Regions from separate parts of the Homo sapiens genome. Here region 1 is linked to region 2. Evidence: read pairs that join two places in POLR2A ChIA-PET (ENCODE). Cell type or tissue: MCF 10A. All regions are shown on one strand. Links, peaks and the distances in the headings refer to the core of each region. The heading gives the core; the rest is flanking DNA.

What was found. Peaks named below come from ENCODE experiments on the same cell type or tissue, not always from the same donor. Only the 100,000 strongest peaks of a DNase experiment are listed, where the experiment ranks them.
Region 1: POLR2A ChIA-PET joins it to region 2 with 5 read pairs; 2 of 35 experiments call an interaction of 5 or more read pairs at or near these places.

Annotation. Positions count from the first base shown.
Region 1 is chr2:191,464,012-191,469,588 of GRCh38, forward strand. No RefSeq gene overlaps it. Among named protein-coding and RNA genes, the nearest start is that of NABP1, 210 kb to the right of the region's middle. In MCF 10A, for the core only: no CTCF peak of the experiment used is centred there; no DNase peak of the experiment used is centred there.
Region 2 is chr2:191,169,622-191,175,198 of GRCh38, forward strand. It overlaps the pseudogene HMGB1P27. Among named protein-coding and RNA genes, the nearest start is that of STAT4, 21 kb to the left of the region's middle. In MCF 10A, for the core only: no CTCF peak of the experiment used is centred there; a DNase peak (open chromatin) is centred at 2,350.

The DNA of each region.
Region 1 (5,577 bases), core at 866-4,865, 290 kb after region 2:
GGGACTCTTTATCAGAACAATAATTTATAATGTTGAGAAACACTGGTCTAGTGTTAGGAAACTTTCAGGGTGAAGAGTCAATTGTATCAAACCTTTATAAAGCACACAGTTACAATTCAGCAAAAGCTGGTTCCTAGCATTGATAGACAGCAATCTCCTAGAATTAAACGTGAGTTTAAAAGAGATTGATTTTGATATTCCCAGGGAGAAGGGCAGGCAGGCCAGCCATCCTGGGGTCTGGTCCTTCTTTGAGAAAAGCATATAAGCATACATATTTTCAGGCCCCAAAGACACCCTAAGATGTCTAGGGCTGGTAATTTACTTAATGACACCCAGGGACCTAGAAGAATTAATGTGCATTTAAATGATGAGCTTTTATGGTTTCCCCAAAGGTCATAATGTATTTGGCAGTTGAGCACCGTGATGTTGGAAACAAAGGCAATCATTTCAAGAACATCTCATTTGTATCAATGAAAATTTTTCTCTCAACTTTAATATGTTTCTTTTTGTTTAAAGGTATCTCTTATTAAAAAGGCTAGAAATCGCTTTTTTTTTCTCTGAAGGTCAAAAGTAAATGTATCTTGTTGGGACATTTTATCCCACCCGGGGTATTAGAAAAGTCATTATATATATATAAAAAATATATAATTATATATGTAATTTTATAAATTTTTAAATTGTAATATTTATTACATTTAAATTATTTATAAAATTCATAAAATTTTACATTTATAAAATTATAAATATAAATTATATATAATATACTAAACATATATAATATATTAGACATATATTATATATAATATATTAAATATAAATATCCCCAGACTCTAAGTCAATAACTTCTGTTTCCTCTAACCAATTGATTTTTTAAATTATTAGTATAATTTTTATCCAACCTGGTTGGTATCCCTAAGATATTAAACTTTTACTAAGAAAACAGGGTGGATGGTAAGAACACATAAAATCTGGCTGACTTTCAGTTTGACATTCTTTCATTAAAGATTGTTTGGTTTTACCGAGCTCTTCCACCTCGTGCCTGGGAACAGTCTCAAGCAATGGTTCACTCAACAAGAGGAGAGATGCTCTTTAGTGGGTGGAGCCCACAGCAGTGCCTAGACTCTCACTGATGAAGAGTCAAAACCTTTTTTTTTTTTTGAGACCGAGTTTCACTCTTGTTGCCAGGCTGGAGCGCAATGATGCGATCTGGGCTCACTGCAAACTCCGCCTCCCGGGTTCAAGCGATTCTCCTGCCTCAGCCTCCCGAGTAGCTGGGATTACAGGCATGAACCACCACACCCGGCTAATTTTGTATTTTTAGTAGAGACAGGGCTTCTCCATGTTGGTCAGGAGGGTCTCAAACTCCCGGCCTCAGGTGATCCGCCCGCCTTCGCCTCCCAAAGTGCTGGGATTACAGGTGTGAGCCACCGTGCCTGGCCTAAAACTTTTCTTTAAATCAAAAAATAGGCCTGTAATCCCAGCACTTTGGGAGGCCCATACAGGAGGATCACTTGAGTTCAGGAGTTCCAGACCAGCCTGGCCAACATGGTGAAACCCCATCTCTACTAAAAATAGAAAAAAAATTAGCTGGGCATGGTGGTGCATGCCTGTAATCCCAGCATCTCGGGAGGCCAAAGCAGAGGAATTGCTTGAACCCATTAGGCAGAGGTTGCAGTGAGCTGATATTGTGCCACTGCACTCCAGCCTGGGCGACAGAGCAAGAATCTGTCTGAAAAAAAAAATCAATTAATTAATTAATTAATAGTCTTACAACTTTGGGGACAAAGTTTGAGGCCTTGTTGGTCAGAGTAATTAAGTGGAGGTCGAACCAGGAATGTGGCCTCCTTGATCCACACAGCTGCAGAAGACTCTGGGAAGAAAGGCTCCTCACTTCCTGTAACTGTGGGTTGCTCCATTGGGACTTCCTGTCACAGGCTGTCCTGAAGGCTCCAAACATTCCCCCCTCCAACTTCTCCCTCCTACCAGTTTCCATCATCTTTAAACAAAAGAATACGGGAAAGTGAGCTCATTCAACTTTGATGGCAAAAAGATATTTTACAGCGGACCAACTTTTTAAATGAATTCACATCTTGAAAAATAATTTACTAAGTAATTTTAGTTAGAGCTTAAAAAATACAATGAGCTAGGAATGGAAAAGAGAGAAAGACCTTTATAAAGCCAAGATAGAAGTTTTATTGGATTCCATTCCAAAAATAGAGTTCCTGTGTACAGCTCTATGGATATGATTCAACTTACTGTGACAATGTAGGGCAAAACCAGTTAGTTTTATGTACAAACAATATTTTCCTTTTAAACTTGTCCTGATATTCCAAAAGAGGAAATTATTTTGGCATTGTGAAAGTTTGCTTTTCTGATTCCTTTGAGAATAATTTAATAGTTTCATGGTACTTTATATTTTTTAATTTTAGTGTCATCAGTGTTCATTTAATAGTACATAGAACATGTGTTGTGCTTGTTAAATAAATAAATGATCTAAGGGCCTAGAATGACAATTCCATAGCAAATTGCAATGACATAAATAAAATGCATGTGCAATTTTGTAGGCAGAACCCTTCCCACTTCCAAGTAAAGTACAAAGAAAAATTTAATGTTTTATATTGATCATATGAACCAAAAGGAAGTGTTCTGGCCCCAAAGCTCAAAGCTGTTGATGATAATGCTTTAAATTTGTGTGCATTTCACCAGTTTTAAAACAGTTTCTTCAAATATGTTATCTCATTTGATTTTCTCAGCAATTCATCATGTAGGCCTGGCAAACATTATGTGGTGAATATGGAACTTACAATTCAGGAGTGGAAAATGGAATTTGTCTATAGTTTACATTAATTTCTGACTCTTGGTGGGTGGGAGTAGTTAACTTTCAGGGCTCCACCAGCACATAATTTCCAGAAAGCACCTCTTCCAGATAGTAGAATCACAAAACACACCTTGGGTGGACAAATTACAAAGCCTCTTCCTCTAGGTGCAGTGCTTGGGCTGCAGAGAACACTGGATTTTTACCCACCCTCTACCCCCATCCCTTGGCCAGGCACTTTTGTGTAGGACACAACCAACACAACACAGGGTGATGTCAGTCATCCTGACAACGTTCATCTTCCTTGAGCTTTTCCCCTATCCTGCCAGTGTAGGTGCCAGAGTTCTTGGACACTGAACTCTGTTCCCGGAAGTTCCCAGACCTCAAGAAGGGGTGGTGGGAGAGCAGAAGAACAGCTTCTGCTTGTTCATACACGTCACCATGGTGACGTCCATCATGCTTGTCTGTGTAATGCCTGCAGGCCTGGCACCTCTCTGCTGTTTCCATGCCTCATGTGCGCCAGTGAAATGTTTGCTCAGAAGCATGTGGTCCCTTCCCCAGATGCACTATGCAGCCATTTTCCCTTGGCCTTCTGGAAGGGGCTGCACTTGTGCCCTCTGCTCCTGGTTCTCACCCTCTCAGACCTCAACTCTGTTTCCACCTCTCACTCTCACTTGCTTTCTCTCTCTCACATTCTGCTTTTTCTCCCCACAAATGGGACAGGTAATCCTTTTCTGGTCTAGAGAGAGAGAAAAAAAAGGGGCAAAGAAGCATTTCCTTAAGGGCTCAGACTTTTGCAGGACACAGCCAGAACTTCCTCTACTGTTCCAGACCTGCTACAAATGTTTCTGGAGACCAAGAGAGTAGGACTGACCAACACTTTGAAAAGAGAGAAGCAAAAGGAAGGAATACAAGGTAGAGAAAATTATTCAACCACACAATGCTAATTTTTAAATGAAAAATATATTGCTATAAAGGTTGAAACCAGAATAAAACTGACAATAGATGCTGTTGGCTCTTTTACATCACAGAATGTTAAAGTGAACTAAAGATTAAATTTCCAGAGGGAAAGGATAGGCTGAGCCTGTCTATGATTTAAGTGGACTGTCAGAACAATATGGTCAAGGATAAGAATGAAGCTGCTCTATTTTTTGTTTTCCACTCTATTGGGTAAAAGGTCATCTCTTGGGAGTAATGGAATCCAGCAGTCTCTGACAGGTCATCAGGCAGCAAGGCTCTCTGGGAAAGACTGAAACTACACCACTAACCTGGGCGTGTACACCTTCCTCCCCCACTGTGCTTTTCCCATATGTTGAGCATTTTGAAGGCATGGCATTCTCAGAAGAACCCTTTGATGTATAACTTTTCTCATGGAGAGTAACGTGTGCTTTAGAATACACAGGAAAGGCTTTACACCCAGAAAGCAAGTGAGATGGTGGTGGTGGTAGGGGTTAGGAAAGTGACATCTCTAAGGAAGAAGTGCCACCTCTAGTGAGACCTAGAGGTTGAATAGCAATTATCCAGGAGAAGAGTGTGAGGTTGAGAGAGGAGCTAAGGGAATAGCATATATTTAATAAAAGGCCTGTAAGCAAGAAGACATGGCTCTTGGTGGGACTGAAAGTAGTTTGCTGTTGCTACAGCAGAAAGTGTAAATGAAGGATAAGAGAATGGAATGAGGGAGAAGAGACTGGAAAATTAAGGTCAAGAAGTGAGCAGAAGCTGATTTGCTGTCTATAACTGAAAATCCAAATAACAGTGGCTTTAATAAGATAGGCATTCGTTTTTCTCATGTAGTAAGTAAGAGGCGGGAAGATATTTGCTAGTATTGGTTGGGTGGCTCAGCATCAAGACTAAGGTCTCAGTAAGTCTCCTGGCCCTTCTTACATGGCTCCAGCCAGCACTTCCACTTTTCAGGAATGAGGGAAAAAGCAAAAAGAGCAAAAACGGTGCATACCTGTGGAGCCTAACTTTTTAAAGGAGTTTTCCTGGAAGTCCCACTCTAAAACTTCAAATTATATCTCATTGCCCAGAATTCTGTCACACGGAGGCCTATTTTTTTCTCCTAAACATCTCACAAAAATCTAGGGATTCACTCTGCACGGATACATTTGGTACATATTTCCACTTTCTTGAACCAATCCCTGCGGCAAATGCACTGACTGGCCCAATCCAGGCCTTTGTTATGTTATTCCTGAACTACAGCAGAAATTCCTGATGTCATTTCATTTTGCCAGGCCCCTGCTCAAGAGACTTCAAAGACTTTCCATTACCTGAAGGCTGACATTCAAGACTCTCCTCCAGTGTGCCTTCAATTAAATTAAACAAAAGCATATTAAGTACCAACCACATGCAAACCAATTTAGTCATTAACTTCCTTTCTCAAGCCCTCTGTCACAGGCGGCCTGGAAGAGTCAATGCTCTCTAAACAAGCATCGTCATTTCCATCCCCTTGTCTTGTTCTCTCCTTTTCCTCATTCATCCTATGCATTTTACCTACTTTACTCTAGTGTTCCCTTCAGGACCCCGCTGAAGTCCTAGCTTTTCCTGGATGCCGTCCTGCACAATAACTTAGGAAGATTCATTCCTCTCTGTAATTCATAACACTTATTGTCGGGCACCTCTCAACCAGCAATTAGAATTGGACGGCCTTGTTGCTACTTTTTTTATTTTATTTATTTAGTTAGTTTTTTTTGAGACGGAGTCTCACTCTGTTGCCTAGGCTGCAGTGCAGTGGCACAATCTCGGCTCACCATAACCTCCGC
Region 2 (5,577 bases), core at 820-4,819:
CATCTATTTATTCAGCAAGTTATAGAGTGCCAACATTGAACAATGAGCCATCATAGGTTAAAATCAGGTAAAATACCAGCTTGTGCAAGAGGTGTGCCTGCCATCACATTTGAACCCAATTGCTGGAAGAGACAAGTCACAGTATGGAACATAAATACCTCAATACAAGGTAATTTATGAATCATATTAGGTAATTTGAACAAACTAAGAAAGACTGAGTGAAGAAGATGGACCCTAAAAGAACGGTTAGGATTTTTGATAAGGACTAGAGGAATATATAAGTGAAGAGAAAGACATAAGTACGGGCTGAATAGGCAGGGAAACCCAGTGTGTATTCAGGGAAGGTCAAACAGAACATATTGGCAGGAGCAGAAGCTTCATACTGGAAAATAGAAGCAGGTAAAGCTGGTGATGCGTGGAAGTGCTGTGGTGTTTTAAATGCGAGGTGCCTGAGTTTGAAGTATTTCTACGATTCAATTGCCACTCCCTTGTCATTCTTAGCCACTCCAGCCTATCCTCAAGCTGCTGCCAACATGATTCCTCTAAAAGATAAAGTTAACACATAACTCCTCTGTTGAGGATTTCTCAGTGGATTTTAGAAGGGTATGGGTCCCTAAGCCCACTCAAGTATGGGGGTCTATGAGACTGTTCAGAACTGAGCACCAAGACACAGGTTCCCTCTGGCTGAGCTCAGCTTGGAGGGTCACCACTGGCCCTGCCTGGTCTCATAGGGAGCTGGATAAACAAGAGCCCTCTTTGATCCAAGCAATGGTCTCAGACAGAGGTGAAATTGCACCTGGCAACCCATTATGCGATGGCAAATAATGGCAAACAGGCTGAGAGATCTCTGGGTTCTGATTAAATTCCAGGACACTTACACAGTGGAATTTGATGTTACTGGCTTACTAAACTCAAACAAACTTTCAAATTCACTGTGTAAATGCATTTAATTTCAGCAAAACAGCATCCATTATCTTAAGTTTACATTCAAATATTATAGATTATATTTTTGTTTTAATTTTATTTTAAAAATTAGTGCTGTGTATGGTGGAAAGTAGGAATATAGATATAGATATCATACGGCATTATCTAATTTAGTTTTAAAATGATCCCTGCAGCGTAGTTATTATTATCCCATATTATAGATGAGGAAATTGAGGGTTAGAGGGTTCAATAACTTATGCAAATTCAAACAGCAATTAAGTAGCAAATTAGGGATTTTAAACCAGTTCTATTCAATGCCACTTCTTCTGCACATGCACATTCAGATGTCATCTTCAGAGACATCAAAGTAGAATTTGTAAATGACAGAAGCTGAGAAGTGCAAGGACCCAGACTCATCTACAATATCTACTTCCTGGCCGTGACTCATCAGAGGAAAACTACGAATTATGGTTTTACTAAATCAAGGAGTTATATTCGATGACTTTTCAAATCTTCTCTCATCCCCTTGAGTCTATGATCCCTTATCAAATTTCTACTGCTCCCTAAACATTTCAGATTTCAAGAGCTCAGTTGAATCAATGAGGAACTCTTACCCATATTGAAGGAAATGTCTTTTATAGTGATATGTTCCTGTTTCCCTAAAACACCACGAGCAAACTTCAAATACCATTCCAACTTTTGCCCTTTTTTTTTTGTCCACACCTCTTTCAAAAATAAGTAACAGCATTAACAAAAACCAACAAAATTTGGCCCTAGCCCATCTGAAGTATCAGCCAGATTTGCATTTAGTTCCCCAGACCAAAGTAGGAGAAGCAGTTAGCTGGTTACAAGCCCTTCACAGTGCTAAAGAACAATGAATGGAGGGCTTCAAAATCAAAACCATACGTTTGGTAGGAAACAGCTCCAACTGGTGCTTGATTACTAACTAGGCGTTCTGCTTCTAACATGATTAGGACAAACACAGAAAACCCTGTAGGGTTTGAACTGATGGACTGATGTTTCCCTCCCAGGAAGAAAAAGAGCAGTATCCAATGGCATTGAATCACTGTGATTCTGGATACCTTCAAAAGCCAGGGCTTTGAGGGGGTTCTCATTTCTATGCCACACAGTGAGCCCTTCTCTTTCTCAGGAATCCTCTCCAGAGAGAGAGGCTTTGTGTAGAATTTTCCTGAATGCAATGAATGTCAGCACATTCCCAGCTAGAATGTGCATTCTATTCTTATCAAGTGAAACTGACCTCCCTGCCCCAGCATGCTCTCCTTGTTCAACATGATGATTAATTTCAATGATGCAGGTTTCTAGATGAATTGCACTAGAATTTGCATCCACTCCAGATGGCAAATATGTACCTCTGGAATCTCCTCACCCTTAGGAAAGAGGTCATGTGCTAGCTTGCAAGAATGAGGATTTTTAAAATAGTTGGCTTACAATCAAATCTGTGTCCCACAAAATGCTCTGTCCAGACTAGCCTCTCTCCTTTTAGTTGGCAGCGATCCTCTCCTTCCTACTCATTTTCCATCTGATACCATGTGACTCAAGTAGGAGTCACAACCAAAATGAATTTTTTTTACTGCAAAATTCAAGATTTTACAGTATTTTTTCAGCCAATGGAAGCAACCAGGATTCATAAGAGTCTGCAAGTTGATGTTCAATAGGCCCCTGAATCATGCTTATTCACAGATTTCCAAGTTAATTGCCCTGATACATGCTACTGAGCTTCTTCTAGTGAACAAAAATCTTACTCCATTAGTCATCACTGTCAAAAGGAATACAGTACGCAAAATAAAAGCTGGTCCTCTTTTTGTGTGCATTTCTGCATCAGAGTGATTGTTTCAACATTGATTAAATACAGATTTCCCCCCAAAGCTTTGTTGGAAGCGCTAAGTGGTTCAGGTGATGGAAAGTGAGTTAATTCATGTGCTCCCCTAAGTATTTTTTATTGAGGCATTTTCTTAGGATTCAAAGCAAAAAGGAAGGAAATTGCTCTTATGTGTATCAAGGAAGTCCAAATACTCACATGGACAAATAGCTGCCCCACTTCATTCGCCCTTCTTTGCATCCCAGAACTGTCACCTCCAGGAGCCTCTGCTGAGGTTACCATGGAGCTGTGGGGAAAATTTTGTTTGGAGCTTTCAGAGGATCTGTGGGGATAAACGTGGATGAAGACAAAAACCTGAAAATCTAGGGGCTGGCTCTGGGTTGGGGCAGAATCATAAGAGCTGGCCCACCCACCCAGCAGTGTCCTGGCTCCCTCATTACCTGAAATTCCACAAATTTAGTTCAAGACAACGCACATTTGCTGTGTCCTGGGAATTCTGAGATAACTAAAAAAAAAGCTCACGGTATAATGGGAAAGGTAGGAACTTTGTTATAAGATAACTCTGCCTGAAAGAGGTGAAAAGGCATTACTGAGGTATTTTTGAGCCAGATTTTGAAGGCAGGATGGAAGATTGCCAAATGCAGAAGAGAAAGCCAAGGGAATCCCATTTACAAAGGTCAGGGCCTGATTTGCTGTGGCAGAAGAATGGGATCTGGAGGAACCTAGCACTCACAGGAGAGGAGATGAGGCAGGTTTCGCCAGGCCCGAAGACGTGGCCACCAAAGTGTAAGATAGTGTGATCTGCAACAGTGCTGGAAATAGACTGGGGTAGGGAGAGACCAGTTGTGAGGTTTTTGCCATAGTCCCAGCAAGTACTTATGAAGATCTGGACGGCAGTGACAGCAGGACTTAAAAAAAAAAAAAATCACATCTTAGAAATTTTTTTTTCTTTTTTTTTTTGAGATGGAGTCTCTGTCTCACAGGCTGGAGTGCAGTGGCTCAATCTCACTGCAACCTCTGCTTCCTGCCAGAGTGGCTCACTGCAATCTCTGCCTCCTGCCAGGTTCAAGCTATTCTCCTGCCTCAGCCTCCTGAGTAGCTGGAATTATAGGTGCTTGCCACCACGCCCAGCTAATTTTTTGTGTTTTTAGTAGCGATGGGGTTTTACCATGTTGGCCAGGCTGGTCTTGAGCTCCTGAACTCAGGTGATCCTCCTGCCTCAGCCTCCCAAAGTGCTGGGATTACAGGCATAAGCCACCGTGCCCAGCCCTTAAAGACATCTTTGGAAGGTAGAATTGACAACATTGGATGTGGGTGATAAGGGAGATGTCTGCAGAGGTTTCTAGTTTGGGGGATTAAGCTGATGGTGGCAGTTCTGAGTGAGGTTTCTATCTACCTCTATCTCTTCATCTGTCTGCTTCTCTCTCGGTCTCTTTCTCTGCCTCTATTTTTTCTATTTCTGTTTTTCTCTGAGACATTCTATACCTGTCTTTTGTCTCTTGCTTTTTTATGTTATCAGCTTCGTTCTACACATCAGTTCCATTCTCCTCTCTATAATGACCAACTTCTTCTGCCCCCTGGTAACTCAAGATGACACATGCCTTTGACTTTCCATAGCTTTCATTCCCTTGAAATTCTCTCACTTCCCATTCCACTGTTCATTATAAAGTTCGTTCCATATTTTTCTGTTCAAATTTCCAATAAAGAGAATCTAATGAGAGGCAGCATCTGGCTCCCACTGTCATGGCTATTGCAGTACATTGAGCTCCATAGAAATAGTGCTGGGGAAAGTGAGAATTGATAAGCACTGGGCCACTCTGTTGGTGGCTAAGGAAAAATTACTAAACATGCGCAAAGGAGATCCTAAGAGGCCATGGGGCAACATGTCATCATATGCATTCTCTGTATAGACTTGCTGGGAGGAAGCACAAGAAGCAGCATCCAGCTCCTTCGGTCAGCTTCTCAGAGTTGTCTCAGGAGTGCTCAGGGAGGTGGAAGGCCATTTCTGCTAAAGAGAAAGGAAAATTTGAAGACATGGCAAAGGCAGACAAAACCTGTTATGAAAGACAAATGAAAACCTAATCCCTCCTAAAGGGGAAACAAAAGAGGAGTTTAAGGAAACCAGTGCACCCAAGAGGCCTCTTTTGGGCTTTTTCTTGTTCTGTTCTGAGTATCACCAAGATCAAAGGAGAATATCCTGGCCTACCCATTGATGACATAGCAAAGAAACTGGGAGAGATGTTAATAACACTGCTGCAGATGGCAAGCAGCCTTATGAAAAGAAGGCTGCTAAGCTGAAGGAAATATGCGAAAAGGATATTGCTGCATACCGAGCTAAAGAAAAGCCTGATACAGCAAAAAAGCGAGCCATGAAGGCTGAAAAAAAGCAAGACAATGAAGGAAGAATAGGAAGATGAGGAAAATGAAGAAATGGTGAAGAAGAAGAAGATGATGTTGAATAAGTTGGTTCTAGCACAGTTTCTTTTCCTTGTCTATAAAGCATTTAACCCTCCCATACAACTCACTCCTTTTAAAGAAAAATAAAACGGAAATGTAAGGCTGTGTAAGGTTTGTTTTTAAACTGTAAAGTGTCTTTTTTGTTTAGTTATACTATCAATTGTGTAGTTAGATAGCCCTCTTCTAGTGGTATTTTCAATAGCCGCTAACCTTGCCTTGTACAGTATGTGGGGTTTAAATGGCATGGAAATTTAAAGTAGATTCTTCTTGGTCCATAGCACAAATTAGTTATATATGGGGATGGTCATTTTTTCATCTTCAGTTGTCTCTGACGCAGCCTATATGAAATAATTGCT